2 separate regions of the Homo sapiens genome follow, and region 2 is linked to region 1. Evidence: chromatin loops called from intact Hi-C (ENCODE). Cell type or tissue: PC-3. All regions are shown on one strand. Each heading gives the region's core, and the rest is flanking DNA. Links, peaks and the distances in the headings are about the cores only. Region 1 has its middle 81 kb from the start of LINC02421. Region 2 has its middle 20 kb from the start of LINC01479.

Region 1 (15,545 bases), core at 4,500-12,499:
TGCAGAGCCCAGGTGGTGCATCGTAGGAGTGAGCTTCCCAGAGCACAGAATAGGGAGGAGAAGAGCAGAACATTGATTTGGAAACTTATAGGGCAGAACTGTTTCATGGGCAGCACCAAAAATAAAATTAGATTCAGTCTAAGTCATATGGAATACACTTAAAATTTTTTAAAATAATCTAACTGGTAAGAGATCACTATCCCCCACCCAAATCCCTGGTTGCTTAGACAAAGAGTCACTAAGTTGCTTTGGGCTACTGTCTTAGTCCATTTGTGCTGCTATAGCAAAATAAATATGAGTCTGAATAATTTATTAAGAACAGAAAGTTATTTTCTCACAGTCCTGGAGGCTGAAAAGTTTAAGATCAAGGTGTCAGCAGGTTCCGTTGTCTGGTGAGAAATGCTCTCTGCTTCCAAGGGGGTGCCTTGTCACAGCCTTCTCCAGAGGGAGGAACACTGTGTCCTTGTATGGTGGAAGGCAGAAGGCAAGCAAGCCGACTGCTGTGTGAAGCCTCTTTTATAAAGGACTTAATTCTATTCATGAGAGGAGGGACCCTTATGACCTAATCATCTCTTAAAGACCTCACCTCTTAGTTTCAACACCTGATTTTAGAGGGGACACATTAAAACCACAGTAGGTTCCTAAAAATGATTGCCCTTCTTATGCTTACCTTAGGCAGAACCCTAGAGAATGGGCCTTGCTTAACGAAGCAGGAAGCAAGGATAATAAATTTGCATGACAATATATTTTTAAATGCATGGAAAAAATTCAGGCTGGTAGCAGATTAATCAGCGGAATGTCAAGACACTTTGTTTAACAATCTCCACCCTCCTCCATGTGGCCTTTCCCCTTACTTGGTCCTGCTGATCCAACAGTAGACTAACAAAGTTGGAAGCAGTGACCTGCTCAGTCTTCCCTTTGTTGTCTGGAAGTCAGGACCAGTTCTTATTTTCAGATGCCTTTGCAAGATAGCTGGTTTATATCCTGACTTTACATACCTCTTGAAAATCTTTTAATCGGACACACTTTACAGAAATTCATTCATCACACATTTTTGAGCACTTGCTACGTTCTATGCAACTACAATAGATGCTGGATGACATAATAGATGCCAGACAGTGTGAAGATACAAACTCCTTGACTTCCCATTTTATATGAAGTTTGAGATAGATGTTGAAATTTTTCATTATTAAATTGGAAAGCATTGCATGTTTATTTTTGGCTTGCTTCCTTAGGCTGTTTTTCTTTGCAATAATAGTCACCCTGTCTGTGGGTCGATCTGTAGAGAGTAACTACACAGGTGGCTGGCATGACTGTGACAAGTTTTCAGGGCAAACTTGTGGTTTGGGAGGCATCTGTGTTTTATGTGGGCTGGAGATAGGCTGTTTATTTCCTTTCTCTAGAAACAGGCAGTGACAACAATTGAAACTATTGCCTGTAGGAGTTTTGACTACTCATTAAGTCACTTACAGACTACTGAATGCATCTAGTCCAGTTGGGTAGGTCCCTACCTCTGGTGGGACTGCATCTTTCATTTCCTTTTTACCTTGCCAGAAAAGGAGGCAAAACACTTTCCACATAATCGAGTCAGAGAAAATATATATTTGTACATTCCTTATAACCTTTCCACGTTCACTTTTGATATCATGAAAATTGTGTCAATATTATGGCACCGGAATAGACTATTCCTTCATCACCCACTTTTAAGCCCCTGCAGTGATCTCTGCACTATAATAGATGATGGGGAATAGAGACATGAGTGACCCCAGACCCTAATTTTAAGCGATCTACAGTCTGGTGAGAGATTCAGAAAATAAACAGTAATAATAGACAAGAGAAATACTGTGAAAGAGGAAAACACAAGATTCACGAGGGGCCAGAGGAGAGATTGATTAATTTTTCCAGAGGGGAGTTTTCAGAGAGGAAGTAGCCTTGCATTAATACTTGTAGGATGGGCTTATAGAAATTGTAGAAACTCTTCAGGCATCAAGAGAGGGGTGGGCCTTCTAGACACAGGAACTGTGAAAGTGAAGTGTGGAGAAATGAGAGAGCCTGGGTGTTCAGGGAAGTGTGAGTAGCCTTACAGAGTGGTGTTCTCAAAAACTGTGTTCCATGAGGTCCAGCTCAGGTTGTTCCTTGGATAAAGGGGCCCATGGACAAAAAAGTTTGAGAAACCTAGATGAAACAAATGGAAGCAGATTTCCTTTTTAAATGTGTTATTGGTTTTTCTTATTATGTGATTTTCTTAATGACAATGTGCTTTGTGATTCTTTAAAATGAGGGTAGAGTATGATGACGTGATCAGATTTCTTTGTCCATAGCGTCATTTGTTTGTGGCACATCTATTTGGGAAATGCTGGGTAGAGTATAGAATGCTCATGGGAGAGTGTTCAGAAATGGGGTTAGTAAGGACAATAAGGGTAGAATGTAAAACCTGTATCCATGCTAAGTATTTATGGGTGCAGGAGGGATTTAGAATGTGTTGAATATTATGACCCACATGACCAAATGTATTAGTCTGTTCTCATGCTGCTGATAAAGGCATACCTGAGACTGGGTAATCTATAAAGACAAAGAGGTTTGATGGACTCACAGTTTCACGTGGCTTGGGAGGCCTCACAATCACGGCGGAAGGCGAACGGCACATCTTACATGGCAGCAGGCAAAGAGAGAATGAGAGCCAAGCAAAAAGGGAAACCCATTATAAAACCATCAGATCTCATAAGACTTATTCACTACCATGAGAACAGTATGGGAGAAACCGTCCCATGATTCAATTATCTCCCACGGGGTCCCTCCCACAACACCTGGGAATATGGGAGCTACAGTCAAAGATGAGATTTGTGTGGGGACACAGCCACACCACATCACCAAATGTTCATTTTAGGCAGTTGTGTTAGAAGCAGAGTGACTGAGGCCTGAAGAGACTGAGATGGGAGTAAGGAGATGGTTTGTTTATCCTCCCTCCCTCCTTCCCCACCACCCTCCCTCCCTCTCTTCTTTTCCTTTCCTTTCCCTTCTCTTCTCTTCCCTCTCTTCCCTCCCTCCCTTTTAATCTGACACACTTTACAGAAACTCATTCATCACACATTTTTGAGCACTTGCTATGTTCTATGCAACTACAATAGATGCTCCCTTCCTCCCTTCCTTTCTTCCCTTTTCTTCCTAGCTTCCTTTTCTCTCCCTTCTAACATGTATTAAGTGCCCAAGATGCAGAGAATATAACGTCGAACAGAACAGACAAAAGAGTCTGCTCTGATAGAACTTACATTCTAGTGCAGGGGACAGATACAGACAAAGTGTGGGGGAGGGGCACTACTAATTTAAGGAGGATGGTTAGGGAAGGCTCTAGAAAAAGATCTTTGAGGTATCTAGTGGAAGGTCAGTCTGGGCAGAGAAACTGCTAATGCCATGCTCTGAGGTGCTGCATTTGCAGTGACTTTGGGGTGTCCAAATAGAGACTTCCTAAAGGCAGTTGAGTATATAGAAAAGGAATTCAAGGAAGAGGTGAAAACCCAAGACCCATGTTTGAGAAACGTTCCCATATTGTTTCCATCTGAAGGAATGGGCATGGCTGGAGTGGGGAAAATAGCCAGAACAGACCAAGTGTGGAATCCAGGACAGAAGATAAAATTGCAGAGTTCAAAGACTACCTCTCTGAACAAAACCAGAAGAGAGAGGCCACCTAAGCTAAAGAAAGTGTGTGTATTATCAGTGGCTGCACACGCTGACTTTGAACATTATCTGCCAAGGAAGAATGGTCAAGAAGGGGTTTAAAGACTTAAACCAAGTTCACTGGAATACAGGTGAGGCAGTTGCCTTCTTTTTTAACAGGGAAGAGTCATTTGAAGAGTGTTCTTCAAATGGAGAGGGCAGAGCTGAAAAACAAACAAAATGAAGCAAGAGCAAGACAATAAAAACACAACCTAGTAATTTCAGAATTCTGAGCAGAATAGTTCACATTTCACAAGAGCTGGGGACTTCAACCTTGGGGCAGACCATCCCTGTGGGTTTCTATAGATATCCAAAGGAAGAGTAGACTCTTTCTGGAATGGAGGAATTTGAGCACCAAGGAGCCAAAAGGCTTAAAAAGGTAATGCAGACTGTTATTTTAACAGTGGACAAACGTGTACCTTTGCAAGTTGTTTATTTAATTAGGAGGTAGAGAGTCGTGAAGAGGCCATGATTTTAAAACCAGGCTGCCTGGACTCCATCCCAGCTCCACCTCTTAGTAACTATTGTGACTTTGACAATTTCCTTAGCCTCTCTCTGTTTCTGTTTGTTTCTGTAAGTTTGTGTTAGAAAGAATGTATGACTTACAGAATCATAGTAAGTACTAAACAAATTAAATCATGTAGAGCATGGTGCTCATAAGAAGAACCCTAAACATTAGCTCATTTGTTAACTGTGTATACATAAAGCTTAATCTCAATCTAGATTTACACTTCCCTTTAAATGGGTTATAAATTATTGCTTGTCTTTGGAATATTGGAGAGAGACCCTGGATCCCACGAGGCAGGAAGAGACAAGCTGTTGAAGAAGCAGGCACCCAGAAAGAAAGAAGTCATCACTGTCAGAGTAAGTGTAAACCAGGCTCAATTTGGAGAACGCAGAAACATTCTCTGGAGATTGCCAGAATTCACTGGAAGGAGAACCACGTAGAAGTTTTGCCTTCCCATAATCAAGCAGGAGGGGAGCAGAGCCTTCATAATTTGGATGTTATCTGTCAATACGATGTAATTTTAGGTGTCATGGTAGAGTCCTGGGCTGACATACTAGCTACACATAGACCAGAGGGGTTCTCTCCCCAGCTCCTCTGTAGAGGAAAATATGTCACTGGGCCCTTGACAAAAAGATGTGCTTTTGTTTCTGCTGAGAGTCTGCAGGAAGGAATGTTCTACAGTATGATTGTCCTCCTTCCTCTGCTTCTAGAAAAGATTAAGGCAGAAGTCAAGCCAGAAATAAAACTGCTCTTTACTTCTGTCATTGGAGATTAAGCAGATGATGACTAATCACCTGTCCTTCTCTCTGTTTCCAAGCCAAATGAAAAACTTTCAGTACAACTCAGGACAGCTTTGGGGCTCCGTCCTCGTGTTGTAATGATGTATAGATCTGGACTGCGCCTCTCAGACACAGGGACGACGAGCTTGTCTGGAGTTTGAAAACATATTTGTAAACTCCTGAGGGAACTTTGGAGGCTGAATAGATTCTCAGCCTCTAGCCTAGTTCTTTGGATTGAAAATCTAGACCACATCTTTTTATTTGATAAAGCGTCTGTGTCTCTGTGTATATTATGCTTATTACTTCTTTCACTTTTTCCTCATTACGTTTAGTCAAAGAGCTGGTATTCCACTTATAGAAAAAGGGATTTCTGAAGCATTTAAAAACAATCCTTAAAAGTTCTGCCATCTGTTTCTGAATCATTCAGAAAACAAAGTGAAGAAATGCAAACCTTTTTCATAAAACTGGTGGCATATCAGCAGCTCTACTCTTAGGGGGCATGTGACTTGTTTTTCATGTGGATCTCTCAGTTTCTTGACTCTGGGGTTCCAATCCCAATTCTGATTCCCACTGAACAACAAAAAAGTACTATGCTGTAGCACTATTTTATCATTTGCACTTTGAGAAGTCCAGTCTTCATAAGTGTGTGTGTGCCTCGGGGCATTTAGAAATGCACTAACATAGTTGGCAAAGAGCAGTGGGCAGGTGCAAAGGGTTTTCTTTTTTTCTTTTTTGAGACAGAGTCTCACTCTGTTGCCCAGGCTGGAGTGCAGTGGCACAATCTCGGCTCACTGCAAGCTCCGCCTCCCGGGTTCACACCATTCTCCTGCCTCAGCCTCCCGAGTAGCTGGGACTACAGGCGCCCACCATCACGCCTGGCTAATTTTTTGTATTTTTCAGTACAGACGGGGTTTCGTCGTGTTAGCCAGGATGGTCTCGATCTCCTGACCTCGTGATCCATCCGTCTTGGCCTCCCAAAGTCCTGGGATTACAGGCGTGAGCCACCGTGCCCGGCCAAGGGTTTTCAATGAAGATAAACTGTTAAGACATTTTCTTCTCCTTTTGCTTCATTTTGTGTCTCCTTGCAGTATTTGTGTTTTTTTCCCCCTCTAATATTGAAGACATTTTCTATTTGATTTGTGATTCAACATTCAATGTGGAAAGTCTGCTCTCTAAGATCCAGATAGAAACTAATATACTGCTTTAGGTAATCTTACTCTATGACCTTCCTCACTAGATGCCTAATGTAGGACAAGATTCTCCTTTTATAGTTTCTGAGTGCCTTCTTTTTATGTGGGAGATTTAGCAAATGATGCTTGACAAATCCTTTCTCATAACTTCTAACTATTAAAATGTCCTTTTTGTGAGTCATGTTTTCTTTTTACCTTTACTTCGGGAGTTTTAGATTTATGTTCCATACCCTGCAAAAAATAAAGATTTTTCACAATTTAAAAATAAAGTCTACTTCATGCAGAGGGCAAAACTCAATACCACAGAGATGCCACCAGAGGCCTGATAAATAAATGGATTAAGAAAGGATCTGGATAAAGTTTGCAGGGTCACAAAAGACGTAGGTAAACTCTGGGCTATGCCTCACTATAGTAGATCAGATTTGCCCAGTTGTAAGTAACAGAAATTGACTCTGGCTAGCTGACACACAAGGAGAAAAAGGGGGAATTCAGCAGAAGGCAACTGGAGAATCACAAATATATAAAGGAACAGTTAAAAACAAAACTATAGGAGGAGAAGTATGAAAGCAGCTTCAGGGACCTCAACATTCAAAGCCCATGGACTTTTTCTTCAAGGAGCTCTTGAATATAACTGAGCTCCATGGACCCCAGTACTTGTGTCTCTGTTGTTCACACCTCAGATTCCTGGGACTCAGTATCCAATGGTCCCATTTTGGTCAGTTGTCTGTTTTTATGGCAGTTATGGCAGGATCCTAGAACACAGACTCAATTCTTAGAACCACACCTGTAGAAGTAAGCAGGTATTAGTTTGGGCCCTCTAAGAAGCAGATGCCAATACGGCATTAGGCATGCAAATGATTTACTGGATAAAACACCTATGAAAAATAAAAGAGTGGAACAGAAGATACCATGATGCAAGTCTCACCCCTATGAGGGAGAGAGAAAAGGAAGCAGATTTGAATTGCTTCCTGAGAACTTAAGACTGCAGCACTAAGGAAATTCTGGCCAAGCCAATTCAAATTCTTGAGCCAAAGTCACCTATCAGAAAATTCTTACAACCTCATTAGAATGAGCCTGCCTTAATATCCCTACCATTCTCAGTCATTGGCCAAGAGCAGCCCAGGGAAAAGATGGCCTTGGATATGAGTATTGTGGTAGATTCAGAGTGCAGCAGCTGGGGCCATCAATCAATGATATCCCTCATAGCAGGAGATGTGAGTAGTACATTTCCATGGCTGCCACAGAGCTGTTCCTCAATAAGAGACAATCACAGACAATGGGAAGGTCACCCCAAGAGATGTCCTCTGCATTTGCCTTTTCAGTTAAACTCTTGAGAATTGAGTGATGCCTCTGTTTGAGGCTCTATTGGTACCAAGCCATGGGTCTGATCGGACTCAGTAATTTCTAATATCCATTCGACTTTGGCTTTGCATTATCCTGTTTTGTCACATTCTATTTTAAGATCCTACCAAATGAAATAGAGTTGAAACAAATGTCCTCTATAGTATTATATGAAAGTCATCCCTTGGGTAATGATACATAAGACCCTATCAAATGAAATAGAGTTGAATCAAATGTCCTCTACAGTATCATAGGAAAGTCATCCCTTGGGTAATGATACCTAAGATGGCTGGCCCTGGGTTGTTTTGCTAATATAAGTAGATTCATTCACTGGTTTGCTCTGTTTTTTTGTTTGCTAGGAGCCATATCTATAGAGCTACACTTTGGCTGCTACTTTAACAACAAACAGAGCATGATTTTAATGGCCAAAACACGACTGCTTTCATGGAGGAAAACAGGAGTTGAAAATAGAAAAAGATCAGAAATGGCATGTTGATGGGGAGAAGAGGTGCCCAGTATTCCAAGGAGAATCCCCCTGCCCTGCTACATATAATTGATTCTGGCTTTCCCATCTACAGAAGTCTCAGGATTCACTTAAATTACAGTCTTAGCTTTGTTTTCTCCTTAGCTGCTCACTAAAAGATCCAAGTGAGTTCAAAAATTCCACTGACTATGTAGACATGCAGGCCCTAAGAGAAAAGTAGAGACTTGCTCAAAACCACTCCATAGGTATACCTCTGATACTGCACACATACTATATCCTAGGTCTCCTCTGAGACCTGGTACATGTCTTCTGTTCTTTTTTCAAATGTCTTCCTTTGCAACTTTCAGTTACTCTTTTGCGAACACGTTATAATGATATTTACTAAGCACTACTTAATGGCATAAATTCTACCTTAAGGCCTTAAAAGCTTTATTTTCAGATGTCTGTAAAATCTTGTTTAAGAATAATATGGGTCCAAATAAAATTCTTATTTGACTACCTTAGTCATGACATAAGCTCCTATAAAAAGCAACCTCCAAATCTTAGCTACTTAACACCCAGTGTAGATGTTTCTAACTGGATGACTCTGCAGTAGCTCTCTTCCAAGCAGTGACTCATGATCCAGGCTACTCCCATCTTGTGGCTCCATTATATTGAGATTTTAGTCACCCTAGCATTACCCAACACCAGACAGGAGAAAGACAATGAGAATGGAGGATTACATATGGAAATTTCTTTCTCAGCCATGCTGTAAAGTGGCTTATATTATTTCTCTATATATTCCATTCACTATAACCCATCAAATGGCCCAACAAACTGCAAGTAATGATTTACTGGGGAAAATACCTGTGAAAGATAAAGTAAGTAAGGCTGGGAAATGTCATTTCTTCATTGTGTGAACATCACAGAGTGCACTTACACAAAGCTAGATGGTATAGCCTACTACACACCCAGATTATATGTTATAGCCTATTGCTCCTAGGCTACAAACCCATACAGCATGTTACTGTACTGAATACGGTAGGTGATTGTAATACAATGGTAAGTATTTGTGTATCTAAATATAGAAAGGGCACAGTGAAGAAATTACAGTCTAAAAGATAAAAATTGCACACCTATACAGGGCAGTTACCATGAATGGAGCTTACAGACCTGGAAATTGCTCTGGGTGAGTCAATGAGTGGGTGGTGAGTAAATGTGAAGACCTACAGCATTACTGTACACTACTGCAGACTTTATAAACACTGCACATTTAGGCTACACTAAATTTATTTTAAAAACTCTTTTCTTTTTCAATAATAATTTTAGCTATTGTATGTAGCTTTTTTACTTTATAAACTTTAAAAAATCTTTTTGGTTAAAAACTAAGTCACAAACACACACACATTAGCCTAGGTCTATACGAGGTCAGGATCATCAAGACATGTAGGCGATAGCAATTTTTCAGCTTCATTATAATCTTATGGGACTACTGGCATATACGCAGTTCATCATTAGCCAAAACATCGTTATGCAGTGCATGACTGTATGTCCTATATTTATTTTTCATAAGTATTAAAAGCTCTAATTTCCCCTTAAACACAGTTGTAGCTGCCTCCCACAAATTTTACTATGTTGTCTTTTCATTGTCATTCAGTTCAAAATATTTTCCTCGTGGTTTATTCTTTGACTTACAGATTATTTAGAAGTGTATTGTTTAATTTTTACATATTTAAAATTTTCTTACACATTCAACTAATTTCTAATTTAGTTGCAGTTTCTTCAGAGAACATACTCCCTATGATTTCAATTGAGACTTATTTTATGGCTCAGAATATAGTCTACCCTCAAGAACTCACCATGCACTCTTGAAAAAAGTTTATTTTGCAATTTTGCACTTGTTTGGTATAGTGTTCTATGTATAATAATTAGGTCAAGACTGCTGAAAGTATTGTTCAGAACTTCTCTGATTTTTGTTTGAGTGTTCTATTAATTGCCATGGGGGAGATATAAAAATCTTCAACTATAATTGTGGTATTATCTATTTTTCTGTTTAACTCTGTCAATTTTTGCTTCTTGTATTTTGAAGTTTTTTATTAGGCACATATGCATTGGTGATTGCTAGGTTTTCCAGATGCTTTGTCTTTTATCAGTATGAAATGTCCATCTAACTTTTTATAAAGGAATTGTAAAATACAAAATCTATTTCATCTGCTGTTAATAAAACTACTCCATCCTTTTAAAAAATTTTAATTGTGGTAAAATACACATAAAATTTATTATCTTAACTACTCTTAAGTGTACAGTTAAGTATATTCACATTGTTTTATAACCAACATCTATAACTTTTTCATCTTTCAAAACTGAAACTATACCCATTAAACAACACCTCCTCATTTCCCCCTCCTGCCAGTCCCTGGCATCCACCATTCTACTTCTGTTTCTATCAGTTTGACTGCACTAGATACCTCATGTAAATGAAATTGTACAGTATTTGGCTGTCTTTTGGGAGTGGATTATTTCACTTAGCATAATGTCTTCAAGTTCCATTCATTTTGTAGCATGTGTCAGCATTTCCTTTCTTTTAAAGGCCGGATAATATTTCGTTGTATGTATATACTGCATTTTGTTTATCCATTCATCTGTGAATGGGCATTTGGATGGCCTCCACCTTTTGGCCGTTATGAATAATGCTATGAATATGAATGTATAAATATCTCTTCAAGACTCTGTTTTCAATTGTTTTGGTGATACACCTAGAAGTATGAGTATTGCTGGATCATATAGTAACTCTATTTTTAATTTTTTTAGGAACTGCTGTACTGTTTTCCATAACAGTTGCACCATTTTACATTCCTACTGTATTAGTTCATTCTCATGCTGCTATGAAGAAATACCCGAGACTGGGTAACTTATAAAGAAAAGAGGTTTAATTGACTCACATTTCCCCATGGCTGGAGAGGCCTCAGGAAACTTACAATCATGGTGGAAGGCTCCTCTTCACAAAGTAGCAGGAGAGAGAACGAGTGCTGAACAAAGGGGGTAACCCCTTATAAAACCATCAGATCTCGTGAGAACTCACTATAATGAGAACACTGTGGGAGAAACCACCCCCATGATTCAATTTTCTCCACCTGGTCCCACCCTTGACACGTGGAAATTATTACAATTCAAGGTGAGATTTGGGTGGGGACAACCCAAACCATATCACCTACTGATGGTGCACAAGGGCTCCAGTTTTTCCACATCCTCACCAACACGTATTTTCTGCCTTTTTAAAAGTTTTTATTTTATTTTATTTTTATTTTATTTTTTGAGACTGAGTCTTGCTCTGTAGCCCAGGCTGGAGTGCAGTGGCACAATCCTGGCTCACTACAACCTCCACCTCCTGGGTCCAAGCAAGTCTCCTACCTCAGCCTCCTGAGTAGCTGGGATTACAGGCACCCACCACCATGCCTGGCTAAGTTTTGTATTTTAGTAGAGATGGGGTTTCACCATGTTGGCCAGGCTGGTCTTGAACTCCTGACCTCAAGTAATCCACTTGCCTTGCCTCTCAAAGTGCTGGGATTACAGGCATAAGCCACTGTGCCTGGCCTCTGCTTTTTTTTATACCAGCCATCCTAATGGGTGTAAAGAGCTACCATGCCTGGCCTCTGCTTTTTTTAATACTAGCCATCCCATTATGGGCTTTCCATCCTTCTTATCTATACTGTTTGCATGCTATAGTTTTTCCATCTAGTTACATTCAAACTTTGTCTTTATATTTAAAGTGTATCTCTTAAAAACAGCCTACACTGGAGTCTTGTTTTTTTTCCTCACATTCTGATAACATCTGCATTTCACTGGGTATATTAGGTCTAGTAATGGTTGGGTGTGGTTTTTACCCACCCAACCAATAAAAACATTTATTCTTTATTTTATATTTATTTCCTCTTTTAAAATTCTATTAGTACTCTTTATCTGTATTTTTAAATTATTTGAATATGTTTAGAAACTTTAAAAATGTTCCCATTGGCTTTTTAGGTATACTTTGCCTTTTCGGCTGTTCTATGGATAAAATATGTATCTTAATATTTTCACAGACCAAATAACAATTAATATTACAGCATTTCACATAAAATATAGAATCCTGCCAGCCTATAGATACATACCCTGTCCTCATCCTTTATGCTACATCTACCTTCATTATCAACATTGTCATTATTCACTCTCAACAATGTATTATCAACATTGTCACAAGACACTGTTATAATTTTGTCATTAAACACTGTGTGGTAAAGAATTAATCTTGCTCAAAGGGAGGTCTGCCCTGTGCCCTTGACTTCTGGAAGGTAATCTTGAAGCCCTTGGAATGTCCTGCCTCATAAGAGTGTCTGTTTACCTGAGGGCTTTAAGCCACATCAAATATAGCAATGTAATGTATAGTGGAAATTTTGGGTCCTATGGTATCAGCTCAACTACTGGAGGGGCTGGAAACTAAGATCAGCCGTGTGGATGGTCCATCATGTCTATGTGACACAGCCATGATAAAATCTTGAACAAGATTCAGGTGAGTTTCCCCACTTGGCACTACTCTATATATCTTGTTATACATCATTTCCATGAACACTGAGAAAGGACAACTGGAAGCTCCATCCATGGAATTCTCTTGGACTCTACCCATGTGTCTCTGTCTCTTTCCTCAGCTGATTGTAATCTGTAATAAACCATAACCATGAGTATAGCTGCTTTCAGTGAGTTCTGTGAGTCTTTCTAGAGAATTTTTGAATCTGAGGGTGGTCTTGGAGACCTCAGACTTCTAGTTGGTATCAGAAGTGAGGGTGGTCTTGTGGACTACCCTTTAAACTCTTACATACTCATATGTATGGTAAAGAAATTAAGGGGATTTAAAAAATTATAGTCTTTGAATTTACCCAAATATTTTCATTTCTGATACTCTTTTTTTGAGGATTTCTGTGTCCATTTGGAATTATTTCCCTTCCACTAAATAACTTCTTTTGGCATTTTCTTTAAGTGCAGGCCTATTGATGATACATTCTTTTAGTTTTCCTTTATGTGAGAATCTTTATTTCACCTTCATTCTTGAAGAATTTTTTTCACTAGATACAGAATTCTAGGTTGACAATTTTTTGTTTTTTGTTTTTCTTTTGGCACTTAAAAAATGTTTTTACACTCTTTTCTGGTCTCCATAATTTGTGATGAGAAGCAATTTGCAAATTAAATGATTGTTCCCTTATATGTAATCTATCATTTTCTCATTTTCTCAAGTTTTGCTCTTTATATTCAGCTTTCAAAAGTTTATGATGTTCCCAAGCAAAGCCTTCTTTATGTTTGTCCTGCTTAGTGTTTCTTGATCATATTTAATATTCTTATGCTTCATAAAATTTGGAAAATTTTGATTGTTATTTTTTACATTTTTTTTCCTTGCCCAATTCTCTCTCCTCTTTCCTTGTGGAATTCCAATTATACGTATGTTGGACTATTTTATATAATCTACAAGATCCTTGAGGTTCTGTTCATTTTCTTATTTTTTTCTCTGATATTCACTTTAAATAATTTTATTGGTCTATCCTCATGTTCACTTGCCCTTTTCTCTGTCATTGCTACTTTGTTTTTGTAGGGGAAGAAAAATATATATTTTTTTCTCGACCCTCATAAATTTTCAGTTACAGACTTCTGTAAAAAAAGACACTTTAACAACAGAAAAACGGAAGTTTATTAACATGGATATTTCATATATACATGAGAGATACCCAGAGAATGAGTAATTCTCAAAGAGGTGGCTTTGAATTTCAGCTTATATAGCATCGTCAACAAAGAAGAGTAAATTTTTAGAGGAATGACAAGAAAATGAAAAGAGTTTTGAATCTCTAGGGCCATTAAATTGTGAGAAGGCATATAAATTATATAAATATAGATTTCTTTGGTGTTATCTCCAGGTCTACAAGGGTCTAAAGTTAACTTTTGTTCTCCCTGGCAGAGAAAGGAGGTGGGATATCTTTTGGTTTTATTAATTTGTGTTCAGCTTTTAGGCAAATGAGGGGTAAACACAAGAGTTTTCCTGCATCTGCTTCTTTTTAATTGCCATCAGTGCAACAGTCACTATGCCAAAGAGGTATATTTTGGGGTGACATATTCTGGCCTCTCACACTCTTAAATCTATCTGACAGTTTTAAAATTTCAGTTATATTTTCAATTTTAGAATTTATATTTGTTTTCTTTTTACTTGCTCAATTTACCTGCTGAAGTTTCCTACCTTTCACTCATTATAAGCATTTTTTTTTTACTTTATTGCAGGGTCATAATAATGGCTTTAAAATCCTTGTCTGATCAGTCCAATATTTGGATTATTTGATAGTTAGATTTATTTAATTTTTTCTTACGAGTATGTCCCATTTTCCATGTTCTTTATTGTCAAGTAATGTTGATGTACCCAGAGTATTATGAATGTTAAGTTGTGGAACTTGGATTCTGATGCTTTTCTCTGATAACTGTTAGCTAGTTTTAGCAAGCAATTTTACTTGGTTTGAAATGAAAACTCAATTTCTTATGTAGCATCTCCAAATGCAGTTCATATCTTTTGTCTTTAGCAGAGCTATTTTGAGCCTACTTGACACATGTGGTTCAAGAGTTATTGAAAATAAAAGCAGATAGAATTTGGAGATCTTCTCTCTGATCCTTTTCCTTACAGGCTATTCCTCTGTAGTGACTGTGGTCTCCTCAGATTAAGTCTTCTGGGTCCCTGGGACAAAAAGACTGCAGTTTTTCCCCCACCAGTGTCCCAGTGTTACTCAATCCCCACTGACTGCACCTTATCCCAGGCTAAAAGGACAAACATAGAAACTCACTCTATCAGCTCCTTTCCCAGGAGGATGAACTACTTATAAGAATTTGCTTGTATCACTTCACTCTCTAGTGACTTCAGCTAGCTACTTTTTACATTATGTCCAGAGTTTATAGCTATTATCTGCATACAGATCAATATCTTACACAGCAATTACCCCATATTTTCTTTATAACCATCTTTTAACTAGTAAATTGGAATTTTGTCTGTGTGGGAGGCATCCCATGACTATCTGCAGGGATCTCAGTTTCACAGATATTGATTACTGTAAGCTAAGTGACAATGATGATTCACATTTAAATTCTTATTAAATTTAATGCAAATTGATACAAATTACATACCCACATATAAGATAATGGTATACTAGCTATGACTTACAACTAGAATATAACTAAGTTATAGCTTTTGAAATGAAATTAATTGAGCCTAAGGAATAATTCTATTAGGCATTGATATTTATTTAATTTTAAGAGAATATTTATATTTAAGCAGTACCTGAAAAGTTACTTCATTTTCACAAGATTCTAAGAGTATAACATTGTCATTTGGTACATCAGTGCCTTGGGCCTATCTTGCCCTATTATTTTTAACAAGAGTAGGGATGGAAACTGTGAGATAATTGTCTGTTGCAATAACTAGCTATGCTGTTTTGGAGAGGAAGTCCAATGATAGATAAATCTAGTTAATGCAGACACTAACTCAAAAA
Region 2 (15,545 bases), core at 5,026-13,025, 99 kb after region 1:
AGGACATCCACACCAAAAACTCATCTGTACATCATCAAAGACCAAAAGTAGATAAAACCACAAAGATGGGGAAAAAACAGAACAGAAAAACTGGAAACTCTAAAATGCAGAGCACCTCTCCTCCTCCAAAGGAACGCAGTTCCTCACCAGCAATGGAACAAAGCTGGATGGAGAATGACTTTGAGGAGCTGAGAGAAGAAGGCTTCAGATGATCAAATTACTCTGAGCTACGGGAGGACATTCAAACCAAAGGCAAAGAAGTTGAAAACTTTGAAAATAATTTAGAAGAATGTATAACCAGAATAACCAATACAGAGAAGTGCTTAAAGGAGCTGATGGAGCTGAAAACCAAGGCTCGAGAACTACGTGAAGAATGCAGAAGCCTCAGGAGCCGATGCGATCAACTGGAAGAAAGGGTATCAGCAATGGAAGATGAAATGAATGAAATGAAGGGAGAAGGGAAGTTTAGAGAAAAAAGAATAAAAAGAAATGAGCAAAGCCTCCAAGAAATATGGGACTATGTGAAAAGACCAAATCTACGTCTCATTGGTGTACTTGAAAGTGATGGGGAGAATGGAACCAAGTTGGAAAACACTCTGCAGGATATTATCCAGGAGAACTTCCCCAATCTAGCAAGGCAGGCCAACGTTCAGATTCAGGAAATACAGAGAACGCCACAAAGATACTCCTCGAGAAGAGCAACTCCAAGACACATAATTGTCAGATTCACCAAAGTTGAAATGAAGGAAAAAATGTTAAGGGCAGCCAGAGAGAAATCGGGTTACCCTCAAAGGGAAGCCCATCAGACTAACAGCGGATCTCTCGGCAGAAACCCTACAAGCCAGAAGAGAGTGGGGGCCAATATTCAACATTCTTAAAGAAAAGAATTTTCAACCCAGAATTACATATCCAGCCAAACTAAGCTTCATAAGTGAAGGAGAAATAAAATACTTCACAGACAAGCAAATACTGAGAGATTTTGTCACCACCAGGCCTGCCCTAAAAGAGCTCCTGAAGGAAACACTAAACATGGAAAGGAACAACTGGTACCAGCTGCTGCAAAATCATGCCAAAATGTAAAGACCATCGAGACTAGGAAGAAACTGCATCAACTAACGAGCAAAATCACCAGCTAACATCATCATGACAGGATCAAATTCACACATAACAATATTAACTTTAAATGTAAATGGACTAAATACTCCAATTAAAAGACACAGACTGGCAAATTGGATAAAGAGTCAAGACCCATCAGTGTGCTGTATTCAGGAAACCCATCTCATGTGTAGAGACACACATAGGCTCAAAATAAAAGGATGGAGGAAGATCTACCAAGCAAATGGAAAACAAAAAAAGGCAGGGGTTGCAATCCTAGTCTCTGATAAAACAGACTTTAAACCAACAAAGATCAAAAGAGACAAAGAAGGCCATCACATAATGGTAAAGGGATCAATTCAACAAGAAGAGCTAACTATCCTAAATATATATGCACCCAATACAGGAGCACCCAGATTCATAAAGCAAGTCCTGAGTGACCTACAAAGAGACTTAGACTCCCACACATTAATGATGGGAGATTTTAACACCCCACTGTCAACATTAGACAGATCAATGAGACAGAAAGTCAACAAGGATACCCAGGAACTGAACTCAGCTCTGCACCAAGCAGACCTAATAGACATCTACAGAACTCTCCACCCCAAATCAACAGAATATACATTTTTTTCAGCACCACACCACACCTATTCCAAAATTGACCACATACTTGGAAGTAAAGCTCTCCTCAGCAAATGTAAAAGAAGAGAAATTATAACAAACTATCTCTCAGACCACACTGCAATCAAACTAGAACTCAGGATTAAGAATCTCACTCAAAACCGCTCAACTACATGGAAACTGAACAACCTGCTCCTGAATGACTACTGGATACATAACAAAATGAAGGCAGAAATAAAGATGTTCTTTGAAACCAATGAGAACAAAGACACAACATACCAGAATCTCTGGGACGCATTCAAAGCAGTGTGTATAGGGTAATTTATAGCACTAAATGCCCAGAAGAGAAAGCAGGAAAGATCTAAAATTGACACCCTAACATCACAATTAAAAGAACTAGAAAAGCAAGAGCAAACACACTCTAAAGCTAGCAGACGGCAAGAAATAACTAAAATCAGAGCAGAACTGAAGGAAATAGAGACACAAAAAACCCTTCAAAAAATTAATGAATCCAGGAGCTGGTTTTTTGAAAGGATCAACAAAATTCATAGACCGCTAGCAAGACTAATAAAAAAAGAGAGAAGAATCAAATAGACACAATGAAAAATGATAAAGGGGATATCACCACTGATCCCACAGAAATACAAACTACCTTCAGAGAATACTACAAACACCTCTATGCAAATAAACTAGAAAATCTAGAAGAAATGGATAAATTCCTCGATACATACAGTCTCCCAAGACTAAACCAGGAAGAAGTTGAATCTCTGAATAGACCAATAACGGGAGCTGAAATTGTGGCAATAATCAATAGTTTACCAACCAAAAAGAGTCCAGGACCAGATGGATTCACAGCCGAATTCTACCAGAGGTACAAGGAGGAACTGGTACCATTCCTTCTGAAACTATTCCAATCAATAGAAAAAGAGGGAATCCTCCCTAACTCATTTTATGAGGCCAGCATCATTCTGATACCAAAGCCGGGCAAAGACACAACCAAAAAATAGAATTTTAGACCAATATCCTTGATGAACATTGATGCAAAAATCCTCAATAAAATACTGGCAAACCGAATCCAGCAGCACATCAAAAAGCTTATCCACCATGATCAAGTGGGCTTCATCCCTGGGATGCAAGGCTGGTTCAATATACGCAAATCAATAAATGTAATCCAGCATATAAACAGAGCCAAAGACAAAAACCACATGATTATCTCAATAGATGCAGAAAAAGCCTTTGACAAAATTCAACAACCCTTCATGCTAAAAACTCTCAATAAATTAGGTATTGATGGGACGTATTTCAAAATAATAAGAGCTATCTATGACAAACCCACAGCCAATATCATACTGAATGGGCAAAAACTGGAAGCATTCCCTTTGAAAACTGGCACAAGACAGGGATGCCCTCTCTCACCACTCCTATTCAACATAGTGTTGGAAGTTCTGGCCAGGGCAAATAGGCAGGAGAAGGAAATAAAGGGTATTCAATTAGGAAAAGAGGAAGTCAAATTGTCCCTCTTTGCAGATGACATGATTGTATATCTAGAAAACCCCATTGTCTCAGCCCAAAATCTCCTTAAGCTGATAAGCAACTTCAGCAAAGTCTCAGGATACAAAATCAATGTACAAAAATCACAAGCATTCTTATACACCAATAACAGACAAACAGAGAGCCAAATCATGAGTGAACTCCCATTCACAATTGCTTCAAAGAGAATAAGATACCTAGGAATCCAACTTACAAGGGATGTGAAGGACCTCTTCAAGGAGAACTACAAACCACTGCTCAAGGAAATAAAAGAGGATACAAACAAATGGAAGAACATTCCATGCTCATGGGTAGGAAGAATCAATATCGTGAAAATGGCCATACTGCCCAAGGTAATTTACAGATTCAATGCCATCCCCATCAAGCTACCAATGACTTTCTTCACAGAATTGGAAAAAACTACTTTCAAGTTCATGTGGAACCAAAAAAGAGCCTGCATGGCCAAGGCAATCCTAAGCCAAAAGAACAAAGCTGGAGGCATCACACTACCTGACTTCAAACTATACTACAAGGCTACAGTAACCAAAACAGCATGGTACTGGTACCAAAACAGAGATATAGATCAATGGAACAGAACAGAGCCCTCAGAAATAACGCCGCATATCTACAACTATCTGATCTTTGACAAACCTGAGAAAAACAAGCAATGGGGAAAGGATTCCCTATTTAATAAATGGTGCTGGGAAAACTGGCTAGCCATATGTAGAAAGCTGAAACTGGATCCCTTCCTTACACCTTACACAAAAATCAATTCAAGATGGATTAAAGACTTAAACGTTAGACCTAAAACCATAAAAACCCTAGAAGAAAACCTAGGCATTACCATTCAGGACATAGGCATGGGCAAGGACTTCATGTCTAAAACACCAAAAGCAATGGCAACAAAAGACAAAATTGACAAATGGGATCTAATTAAACTAAAGAGCTTCTGCACAGCCAAAGAAACTACCATCAGAGTGAACAGGCAACCTACAAAATGGGAAAAAATTTTCGCAACCTACTCATCTGACAAAGGGCTAATATCCAGAATCTACAATGAACTCAAACAAATTTACAAGAAAAAAACAAACAACCCCATCAAAAAGTGGGCAAAGGACATGAACAGACACTTCTCAAAAGAAGACATTTATGCAGCCAAAAAACACATGAAAAAATGCTCATCATCACTGGCCATCAGAGAAATGCAAATCAAAACCACAATTAGATACCATCTCACACCAGTTAGAATGGCAAGCATTAAAAAGTCAGGAAACAACAGGTGCTGGAGAGGATGTGGAGAAATAGGAACACTTTTACACTGTTGGTGGGACTGTAAACTAGTTCAACCATTGTGGAAGTCAGTGTGGCGATTCCTCAGGGATCTCGAACTAGAAATACCATTTGACCCAGCCATCCCATTACTGGGTATATACCCAAAGGACTATAAATCATGCTGCTATAAAGACACATGCACATGTATGTTTATTGTGGCATTATTCACAATAGCAAAGACTTGGAACCAACCCAAATGTCCAACAATGATAGACTGGATTAAGAAAATGTGGCACATATACACCATGGAATACTATGCAGCCATAAAAAATGATGAGTTCATGTCCTTTGTAGGGACATGGATGGAACTGGAAATCATCATTCTCAGTAAACTATCACAAGAACAAAAAATCAAACACCGCATATTCTCACTCATAGGTGGGAATTGATCAATGAGATCACATGGACACAGGAAGGGGAATATCACACTCTGGGGACTGTGGTGAGGTGGGGGGAGGGGGGAGGGATAGCACTGGGAGATATACCTAATGCTAGATGACGAGTTAGTGGGTGCAGCACACCAGCATGGCACATGTATACATATGTAACTAACCTGCACATTGTGCACATGTACCCTAAAACTTAAAGTATAATAAAAAAAATGCATTTTCTTTTTTAAAATTTATTTTATTCTTAAATTTTTAATTGACAAGTAAAAATTGTATATATTTATATTGTACAACTTGATGTTTGGTTATATGTATACATTGTAGAATGGCTAAATCAAACTAATATATGCATTACCTCACATACTTATTATTTGTGTGTATGTGTGGTGAGAACACTTAGAATCTACTTTCTTAGTAATTTTCAATTATACAATAATATTGTTATTAATTGTAGTCATCACCATGAACAATAGATTTTTTTTTGAGAGATCTCTTAAATGTATTCCTCCTAACTGAAATGTTTTGTCCTTTGTCCAACATCTCCCCAAACCCCCAGCCCCCAGCCTTTGGAAACCACCATTTTACTCTGTTTCTATGAGTTTTACTTTTTTACACTGCACATATGAGATCATGTGGTATTTGTCTTTCTGTGCCTGGCTTATTTAACATAATGTCCACCAGTTTCACCCATGTTGTCGCTAATGACAGGATTTTCCCTTTTTAAGGCTGAATAGTATTCTATTGTGTATATACCACATTTTCTCAAACAAGAGAGTGAAGAGACAACCTACAGCATGGGTAAATATACTGTATTTGTAAACCATAAATCCGATAAGGGGTTAATATCCAAAATATATAAAGAACTCAACTCAATAGAAAACAAATAACCCAATTTAAAAATGGGCAAAGGACCTGAATAGACATCTTTCAAAAGAAGACATGCAAATGGACAACAGGTATATTAAAAATATATATTCTAATGATTATCACTGGTGGGTGGAAAAGCTTTTTTTTGTATATTGATTGTGGATGCTGGCTATTTGATGAACTTCTTAAAGCTGTAATAGAATTTAAGCTAGTTGTCTTAGATTTTCAAGGTAGATGATCCTATCATCTGCCAATTCTTTTTTTCTTTCCATTAATTAAACCTCATTTCTGTTGCCCTATTTTGTTGGTGAGGGCCATCGGGATAGTGTTGAATATCATGAGAGTTAATATTGCTGTTTTAGATAAAACTGAATCTAATATTTCCTCATAAGTATGATGGTTTCTAAAGATGTTTGCTATAGCCACTCTATATTAAACCAAGGAATTTTTCTTATATTTCTAGTTCTTAAAAGGCTTTTATTTTCCTCTCTCCTATAAATGGGTTTTATATTTGTTTGAATTCTCTTTTTTTTTTTTTTCAGCTTTCTTGGTATAATTACCTGGTTTTCTTCATTTAATTCACTGAATTGCCTTCATAGATTTGCTAATGTTGGAGCATCTTTGCAAGAATTAATGTTGATTTATTTTAAATGTCCTGCTGAATTCAACGTACTGAGTTTTTTAAAATAGAATTTTTGCACTTATCTTTATGTTTTAAAACAAATGAAATTGTTTTCTGCCTCATGGCCTGTAGCCTGGTTAGTTCCTCAGCTAAATTTTTTTCCCTCTGTTCTTTGAATGCCTCACTCCTTCTATTTAGTTCTCAGATTGAAGGTCAACATTTTTGCTATCACTTCTTGATTTTACTGTTTAATATTTCCCCCACTGCAGTGTTCCCTTACATATTATTCTGTTTCATTTTCTTCAGGGCACACATCACTGTTTAAGCCATTTTATTTATTTGTTCACTCATTTATTGTCTGTCTTCTCCAAAAGAATGTAAGTTGCATGAGGGCAGCAAGTGTTCATTTAGTCTACCACGTTGACTTCAGTGTCTCCACATTGAAAACACCACGTACACTAGATGGCAGAAGTTCAGAGGCATGGGCTTGGGCTTTGGTGGTGAACTGTGTGGCCTTATGCAAGTTATTTAAACTCGCTAAGCTCCAACTCTATAATATATAAAAGGGGAATAATAGTAGTCACATGACACATCTCTGGAGGGATTAAAGGAGACAACATATTTTAACAAATTTCAAGAGCTAGGATAAATTAGCTGATCACTAAGTGTTAGTTTTCTTAACTCCCCCTTTTCCCTTAAGATTGTAATAAGATACCAGGAAAAAGGAAATAGCGCCTAGGAAAATGCTGTGTGCAATCAGGTATATATTCTGGCAGAGAATCTTTGTATGCAATTAGGCAGAGCACTCTGCCGCTATTATTACAGCTCAACACATTGGTTTGAAACAGCTTCACTTTTTACTGAGATAACATTTTCACATGGAAATTTCAGTGAATGTTAGCCTTCAATATCTGAGTTTCTAATTCTTTCAGCAGAGTTTATAATTTTCCAGAATGCCCCTTCTTTTAAGGTGTTAGTTACAATGTAGGCTATTTCATGAGCATTTTCTAACTCCAGCCTTTAAGACAGAATTGTAAAGCAAGAGATAGAATTCTGCAATAATTTACTGGTTGATTCCCAAATTTCAAACTTTAACATAGGTGTCAGAACAATAAGATGATTTATGATTATGACTGACAACACAGGTTGCTCTTATGCATGTATCTATTCAGGAGCCAGTTATATTTTTCTAGCTGAAAAATCATCTTTAAAGTTGTCTTGAGGGGTCTGAGTATCCCCCGATTGCCATGACACAGCAGCTGTTTTGCTCTCAGTTTCCTTGTTTCAGTTTTTCCATCCACTTATTGAGTTCCAGGTTGTATACCTGGTGCACACCCGCACCCAGGCAACTTACCCTGTAATTACTAGCAAATTACCTAAAAGTAAATAAAGAGCCTGAAGTATTGAGTTAAAAAAGGTAGCTCCACAAAGTGATATTACCATGACCCCTTTCTGGATTTGGCTCTTGATATCGCTGACAACTTTTTCTTGAAATTCTCCAAAGTATGTCACTCAGTTGACCAAATGGACAGCAGAATGCTTTAGGTGTTTTCATACTTTCCAGTGGCACAGCTATGCCTCATCCAATGGCAGTGGATATTCGCCAAAGTGTCACTCTTCACCAAAATGTGCAAAAACATAATAAAAAATAAAATGATGTAATCTCATTGGAATTTGTGCAGGCTAAACAACCGTGACTGTGCTAAACCACCTATATAAATCATATTTCAAAGCATAAACTGCACATTCTCTCAATTTAAAAGAGCTGAATCTGCATTAAAACCTCAAATGGTCCTGAATTGAGGCCTCATTAAATAGAAAATTCACCAACTAATGCAGGTCAAGAAACCAGTTTGCTTAGGCAACAAAACATTTGTGGCATTTCTCTCCTGTATGAATTCGTGCACGCTGGAAAAGGCAATGATTCTGGTTGAAGGCTTTCCCACATTCATTACTTTTATAAGGTTTCTCTCTGGTATGCATCTGACTTACATCATGGGAAAGCTAGTTTCATGACTCCTTTGGAATAGTTGTGGTCCTGAATATGGAAAATCAATTAATGAATAGCTTAAAGCACAATAGTCAACAAATAGATGTGAAAATTCTTTGTGAACTTTAAAGTCTTACTTAAACGTGAGATATTATATACAGTGTTTTATGTTAGACTGTGAGCTTGTTAAAGAAAGAACTATGCCTTCTTTTTCTTTCTACCAGTTCCAGTGCCTCGTACAACATAGAAACCATAAGTGTTTTTGAAAGAGCAAATGAATATTGGAAGGAGTAAGGTGATAGCTAAAGCTAAAACAATGTTTAGGGAGAACAACTGAAACAAAAGCAGCATTTGTGTCTTAAACTCATGGCCTCTGAAACAGCCTTGATAGATAGTAGAGAGGGTCAGATAGAGAGAGCCTGACTCAGAGATTGGGAAGCCCTATATGGTTGGAAGAGAAAGTAAGAGGAGACCCAAAGTATTAGACCACAGAAAGAAGTTCTAATAGTCAGTGTCAAGAGATTCAGCAGGAGGTTGTGTATCAGGATTTGGGTTTGGGAGTGGTATGGAGCTTACCTATCTCTAAAACGAGCAGGAGGGCAAAAATGAATCCCAGTCCCAAAGAATTCACTAATGGCCAGCAAACCAACACAGGAACCCCAGCACAGACACACAAGATAGGAAACCAGTTGTTGAAACTACAATGTAACGGGGCTGATTTAATAAAAACCTGTTACATGAGTTATAGGTTTTTTTTTTTTTTTTTTTTTTTTAATGTATGTGCCCCACCTTAGGAAAGCCAGAAATAATGGCAACGAAGAAATATTCATTCACAGTGAGAAAGCCATTAGAACGTTGGCTGGAACCTAGGGGCATATCGAGGGCCCACGTGGGAAGGACAATGACAACTTGTTTAGTCCTCACTGGTTTCCCAGTCTGTGGATCTTATTTGAATTATCCAAGTCATCCAGATAATGGGAAATAGAGAATGTGAATCTTCCATATTGTGGTATTATTAAAGAGCATTAAGTAACGAGCTGGTAGGTTCTTTACCTCTTATTCATGTATTACTCAGAAATGCCTCACTTTTCTGGAATTCCAAATCTCTCAGCAATCATATTCAAATGCCATCCCTTTTACTAACACACATATAAAGTGGTGATAGTTTTTTTTTTTTTTTTTTTTTTTCATTGAAACCTACACTTGGCCTCTGGAGACAACTGAACTTATTTATAGCAGTGCAGGGATTCATTTTTAAAATTACTTTCCCATGTCGTCTATGACACATAAAAAAGAAAGGCGTGCTCTGAGCCAATTGGGATAGGGATTATGTATGGCATATGTAGCAACTGCTCCTCTCTTCCTGTTTTGTACATGTGTCCAATAGAGGAAGAGCAGCTGCATCATTTGTCATTAAGTATTAGGCAAGTAAGGGCTTTGTCTGGGGAGAATGACACAGAATAAACATTTCCCACCTTGGAAATAAATGTCTCCTATTGGCTTCGATGTGTGTGTTGATAAACGATTTTCGATTGCCTAAGGATTTCTCTGCTAATGGGAGGCCATTACTTTCTACAACGTTCAACAACACTGATATTATCCCGCGATGCCAATGCATTTGTGCTCCGTGGCAGTCATGGAGACTGAAAGTGCCTGCGAAACCAATGTGTGACAGGTCACATTTGCAATGCCAGTGCACAGTTACCCTCTGCAGAGCTTTGCTCTCCTGGGATACTTCTATTCTTAACTATTCATCGGAATTTAATTACTAGCAGACTTTTCATCCTGAAAGTTGCCACCACCAGCTAATTTCAACAATACAAGAAGCCCCAGTGTCATCCAAGAAGGCCACCTTATACAAAGTACCTAAAATAGCTGCAAGGTTCTCAAGTGAGTATTCATAGTAAGAGAAAAGAGTGCACGCTGGCCAAGTTAGAAGTGGGATCCTGGAGCCAGCCTCTCATTCTTGGCAAACAACGCAAATGCAGCAGGCCTCTCTGTGATAGCAGCGTGGCAGCGAATGAACAGCTCCTTCTCTCCCTTTAGAAAATGTTTAGGGCCATCGTTACAGAACTCTTTTCAGGCTTCAAGTTTTAATGTTCTGGTGGGAGAAATGAAAGTATCATTTCCCAACACATTAGAAAATGCCTAAGGTACACAGATAGGATGGGCTACCTGTTTGCCTTATTTCGTATATCCAGCCAGATTGTCTACATATTGCCTTCTGAACATACCTTCTACTCTCTCCTTTCCAAATATCTGCTTCCTTTGATTTCTGCCAAATGAAATGTTTGCCCCACCACCCTGCCCTACGACCATCCTCTCTGATAAGCAAGGTACTCAAATAAACTATATCTTAACAAATAGTTACCCCTGTAGCATGATGTACTTTCAATTGGAGAGCAGAGACCAAGGAAGGAAAACGAGATTTCAGGAATCATGCACAACATAATGGACCAAAAGAAGACAATGGCAGAGAAGTGAAGGGAGAGATGCCAGAGGGCATCACTCAACAGTACTCTTACTGTTCTAGGGACACTGATAGATGGACCGCATGATGTACAACATAAGACAACAACAAGGTTATGTGGATAAATTCTATAGTAAAATACACTTAAGAAACAGTAGTCCAAATAATTAAAATACATTTATTTTCTGCAAGATTTCCCAGAGCCTGATGTGTGTTGTTATTCTCCAAGAAGTAGATACATTTGACCCAGGATTCCCCCTCCTCCCTTTTTGGTAATAACCTCTCTTAGAACTAATATTCCATGGCACACGGGTTTTAAAAGAGTTTCTCAGAAAAAAAGGAGAATTAAGCATATGATAGAAATGAAATGGTTTAAATCTCGGGATGACTGAAAAATATGTACATTCTACCCAGATAAATAAATATATATATATATATATATATATATATGAATCAAAAGTTGGGTAAAATATAAATTAAGTAGGATAATATATGAATAAAGGGATAGATTCTGTGTGATATCTCTGTCTTGACCTAAGGACAATGACATTGTTGCTGGTTTATAGGGTTTTGGGGGGTAGTAGGGCACCCAACTGAAGGTATTGTGCTCTTGCTTTTGAAAATATGTCAGTGAACTTTGTGCACTACAACATGGCTTATAAGTCCTTTATGATCTGCATCCCGTCTCATGCTACTTTCTCTCCTTACTCCCTTTGTTCTAGTCACCTTGACTACATGCAGGTTTTGAATAACTCTCTCATTTTGGTGCTATTGTGTTGCTGCATCCCTGTCTAGAACACACCTCCCAGCCTTTTTTCCTGGATAACTCCCAGTCATCATTCAAGTTTCAATGTAGATGTTTCTTTCTCCAGGAAGCTTCCCTACTCCCTCTGCCAATGAATCAAGTCCTGCCAGACCCCCACCAGGTGCTCCCATTGCCCCTGAATGCCCATCACATTCGATTACAGTTGCTGCTGTGCCTGTCCATATTCCCCACTAGATAGTAAGTTCAGGGAGGGGACTGATCTCAGTCATACTCTCAGCCCCCAACCTCATGGCACAATGAAGCCACCCCAAAACTGTTAATTATCAATTAATTAATCATCTAGTGCAACATCTCTGTCAAGTTACTCCAAGAAGATAGTGTGATGGAATGGGGCCCTAGCACCTCCCCCCAATACACACACAGTGACAAGAAGCTTAGCCCTGACAAGCTTATGCTAGCTTCTATCAAAGGACTTGAGGATTTTTTCTCTTTATTCTGCTTCTTGAGGTTCAAAGTCCTCCAACTGATTACAATTCAAAAGTGGGACTTTTAGGGTAAGGAGAAAGTTGTGATATAGGCAATGTACACAGAGGTTGACAGATTGACCAATTCATTCATCTACTAGCATGTAAGCTCCATGAGACCAAGAATGAAAGTCAGTCCATCTGCAGCAGTGTGTGAGCAGAGGAGTGGCAGGATAATGCTGGAGAAGGCAGGAGGAAACTGATCACACAGGGTCTTGTAGACTAGTAAGGATTTTTGTATGAAGTACCAGGACACAACTTTATTATACAGGGCTTTTAATGTTAAAGTTTTATAATGATCACTTTTCTCATTCTGTAATTCTTCCTTATTTCTATCACCAGCCCAAAAAGAGAAGCAATTCTTTCTTCTTCTTTTAGTGCTTCTGTTCATTACAGAAGCAAAAATATTCAGGCTATTTTTTTCTTTCCCTTGAATTAAGGCTGGAATATATGCAGGCATCTCTTAATATGTTATATCTCTATTCAGTCTCGTTTCTGATGCCCCCAACATACTCCATCAGAAAAATCAATCTGAACTTCAGCTGAGGACAGAGTTAAAGCTTTCCCTAGGATCATGTGTGGTTGGATTGGGGGTTGAAGGTAGGTGGTGGTTATTCCACATGCCAGGGCAAATGAACATGAGATCCAGCCCACTAAGAACTACCTCTATCATTATGTATCCAGGGTATTTCTAATAAAAAGAATGAGGAGAAGCTAGAGAAAGATAATTTTATCAAAAATCAGAAATTAGATAATTACCACAATTAAGCACTAAATTAATTCTGAGCTTATGATTACCCAAGGCAAAAGACAGTGTCATGGGATATTTCTGTCTAGCAGAAGGAAAGATATTAGTTTTTAAGGAGAGAATAACTTTTTTTTTTACAGGTTATAAAATCAAGGACAAATTACTTATATGGAATTTAATCATAGAGACTTAGAGAAATCCAATGGAAAATATGTTTTCTAAAATATTTCACATGTATTTCTCATGGCCATTTCTTATGCCAATTCTTGATTAAAAACAATTGAGATCGTGGCATATAATTGTGGTTACATTAGAACATTTTGATGAGGCACTGGACTTATATAATCCAAATATATTACAGTTATTACCCAGAATATTATCAGATAGATGGTTAGCATTTGCTTTGGCTATCCACAAATATGTCATTCATCTTAATCAATGTTTTAATAGAAAGCTAAGATTAGGATTTCTGAAAAGTATCTCCAGTACAGATAGTCCATTTTGCTTGAAAAGAGATCTGTAGGATTTTTAGATACCAAATGATTAATCATACCTGAAAATACAATACTTTGTTGCACCAACACACAATAATCTTCCTGAACAACAATCCCTCCCTAATGGCCATATATTCAGAGGTTCATGACAGTTCATATATTCTGTGGTCTCTGCTTCCATGGGCTCACTGCCTTCCAGTCAGTTTTTCTAAGTAACTCTTACTTTTAGTCCCTGAACTTCAAACCTATTACTTGTAGTCCCTGAACTTCAAACCTATCCTATGTTCTGCAATGCATATATCTGGCTTTGCTTTCATACTGCTACCTGATCTTATTATCTTCTTCCTGTCAAATAATCATTGCATTACTAGGAGAAGAAATGAGGATTTACAATGTAACTTACAGCAGAAGGATGAGGAAGGAAATTTTCAGCACTACAATAAGGTCAAGTTAAAACTATGTGTTAGAAATCTCCCATCAAAAATGTTTACGCTATAATAGCACTATCCAATTGGAAAATAGTACAAACCACGTATGCAACTTAAAGTTTTCTGGTAACCATAATTTTAAAAGTAAAAAAAAAAACAGTAAAATTCATTTTAATAAGTCTAAATGCAATATATCCAAAGTACTATTATTTCAACATGTAATACAAATTTTTAAAAATATATTGAGATGATTCAAAATTCAGTGTGTGTTGTACACCCACAGCACATCTTAATGCATTCTACCTACATTTGAAGTCCTCAGTAGTCACATGTTACCATACTAAACAGCATAACTCTATAATATAGTATTATGCCCCTCAGAAAGCTTTTAGGTAAACCTCAGTCTACAGTCCTGAAAAATATTATGAGTGGCAGAGCTAATGCTGAATCAATATTTACATTTTATGTAATACTTAGCATGCAATTAGAGAATATATTGATTATATTATTTATTCAACAAATATTTATCAAGTCATTAAAATATGCTATGCCAGGTAAGATGTTGGTAGATCCTTTGAAGGGTACTGTCAACACTTACTTCCTGATTGTTTTACAAAAGAGTGATCAGCTTTGCCCCTTTGAAGTATACAGACATGATACAATTTAGTCTCCTTTGTTCTTCTGTGTAGAAAGAAGGACCAGGAGGCCGGGCGCGGTGACTCACACCTGTAATCCCAGCACTTTGGGTAGCCAAGGCAGGCGGATCATGAGGTTGGGAGTTCAAGACCAGCCTGGCCAACATGGTGAAATCCCGTCTCTACTAAAAATTAAAAAAATTAGCTAGGCATGGTGGCATGCATCTGTAATCCCAGCTACTTAGGAGGCTGAGGCAGGAGAATTGCTTGAGCCCGGGAGGTGGAGGTTGCAGTGAGCCAAGATTGTGCCACTGCACTCCAGCCTGGGTGATAAAGCAAAACTCTGTCTCCAAAAAAAAAAAAAAGAAAAAGAAAGAAGGACCTGGAGCCAACAGGGTGTCACCTTAGAGGCAGGCACCTGAGAGCAGGCAAAGGAATAATTCCGTCTGCTGAAATACTAGGAGAGGTTGCAAGAACACTTTGAACAGTGCCTCAGGGCTGAGACTAAACACAAAACAATAACATTTATAACATGCTGACATTTTTAATTGTGAAAGAAACTGTATATGACTTGGAAATTACAGAAAACAAAGAAAGAAATCACTCATAATTCAACAATTTCTATGTATTTCCATTGCACATTTTGATGCATTTCCTTCCATCCAGTCTTTTTGCCCAGTCCTCACCATTTATGTCCCAGACCTGACAAGTCTGAGCCATGAGAGAATGTTATGCTTGCCTTTGATATCTAACTTGTGATGATGTGAGCCCCCACCCCCACTCCCACCAGCTTGATTCCCAGGAACTAGCTGGCCCCCAGGGGTCTCCTGGCTGCAGTCTCCCAGGTAGGACTCCTGCTGTCTCAGGAATGCCCCACAACCCCCGTTTCTCTAAGCTGGCTGGCTTCTTACCTTGCACCTCACTGTGCCCCTGTGCCTACCATCCTCACAACATCACCGCTCTTCAGGGACACCAGTCTGCAGCTAATCTAACTTCACCTAGCCCAGTGAGGGGCTTCTGCAGGTTCCACTCTG

The links. Peaks named below come from ENCODE experiments on the same cell type or tissue, not always from the same donor. Only the 100,000 strongest peaks of a DNase experiment are listed, where the experiment ranks them.
Region 2: it touches region 1 in a loop (2.0-fold over the local background); 6 of 110 quality-filtered maps call a loop at or near these places.

What each region holds. Positions count from the first base shown.
Region 1 is chr12:67,802,995-67,818,539 of GRCh38, forward strand. No RefSeq gene overlaps it. Among named protein-coding and RNA genes, the nearest start is that of LINC02421, 81 kb to the left of the region's middle. In PC-3, for the core only: no CTCF peak of the experiment used is centred there; DNase peaks (open chromatin) are centred at 8,637 and 10,657; H3K27ac peaks cover 2,100 bases.
Region 2 is chr12:67,901,045-67,916,589 of GRCh38, forward strand. No RefSeq gene overlaps it. Among named protein-coding and RNA genes, the nearest start is that of LINC01479, 20 kb to the right of the region's middle. RefSeq lists an enhancer at 1-353. In PC-3, for the core only: no CTCF peak of the experiment used is centred there; DNase peaks (open chromatin) are centred at 8,237, 8,377, 9,507 and 9,627; H3K4me3 peaks cover 293 bases; H3K27ac peaks cover 3,323 bases.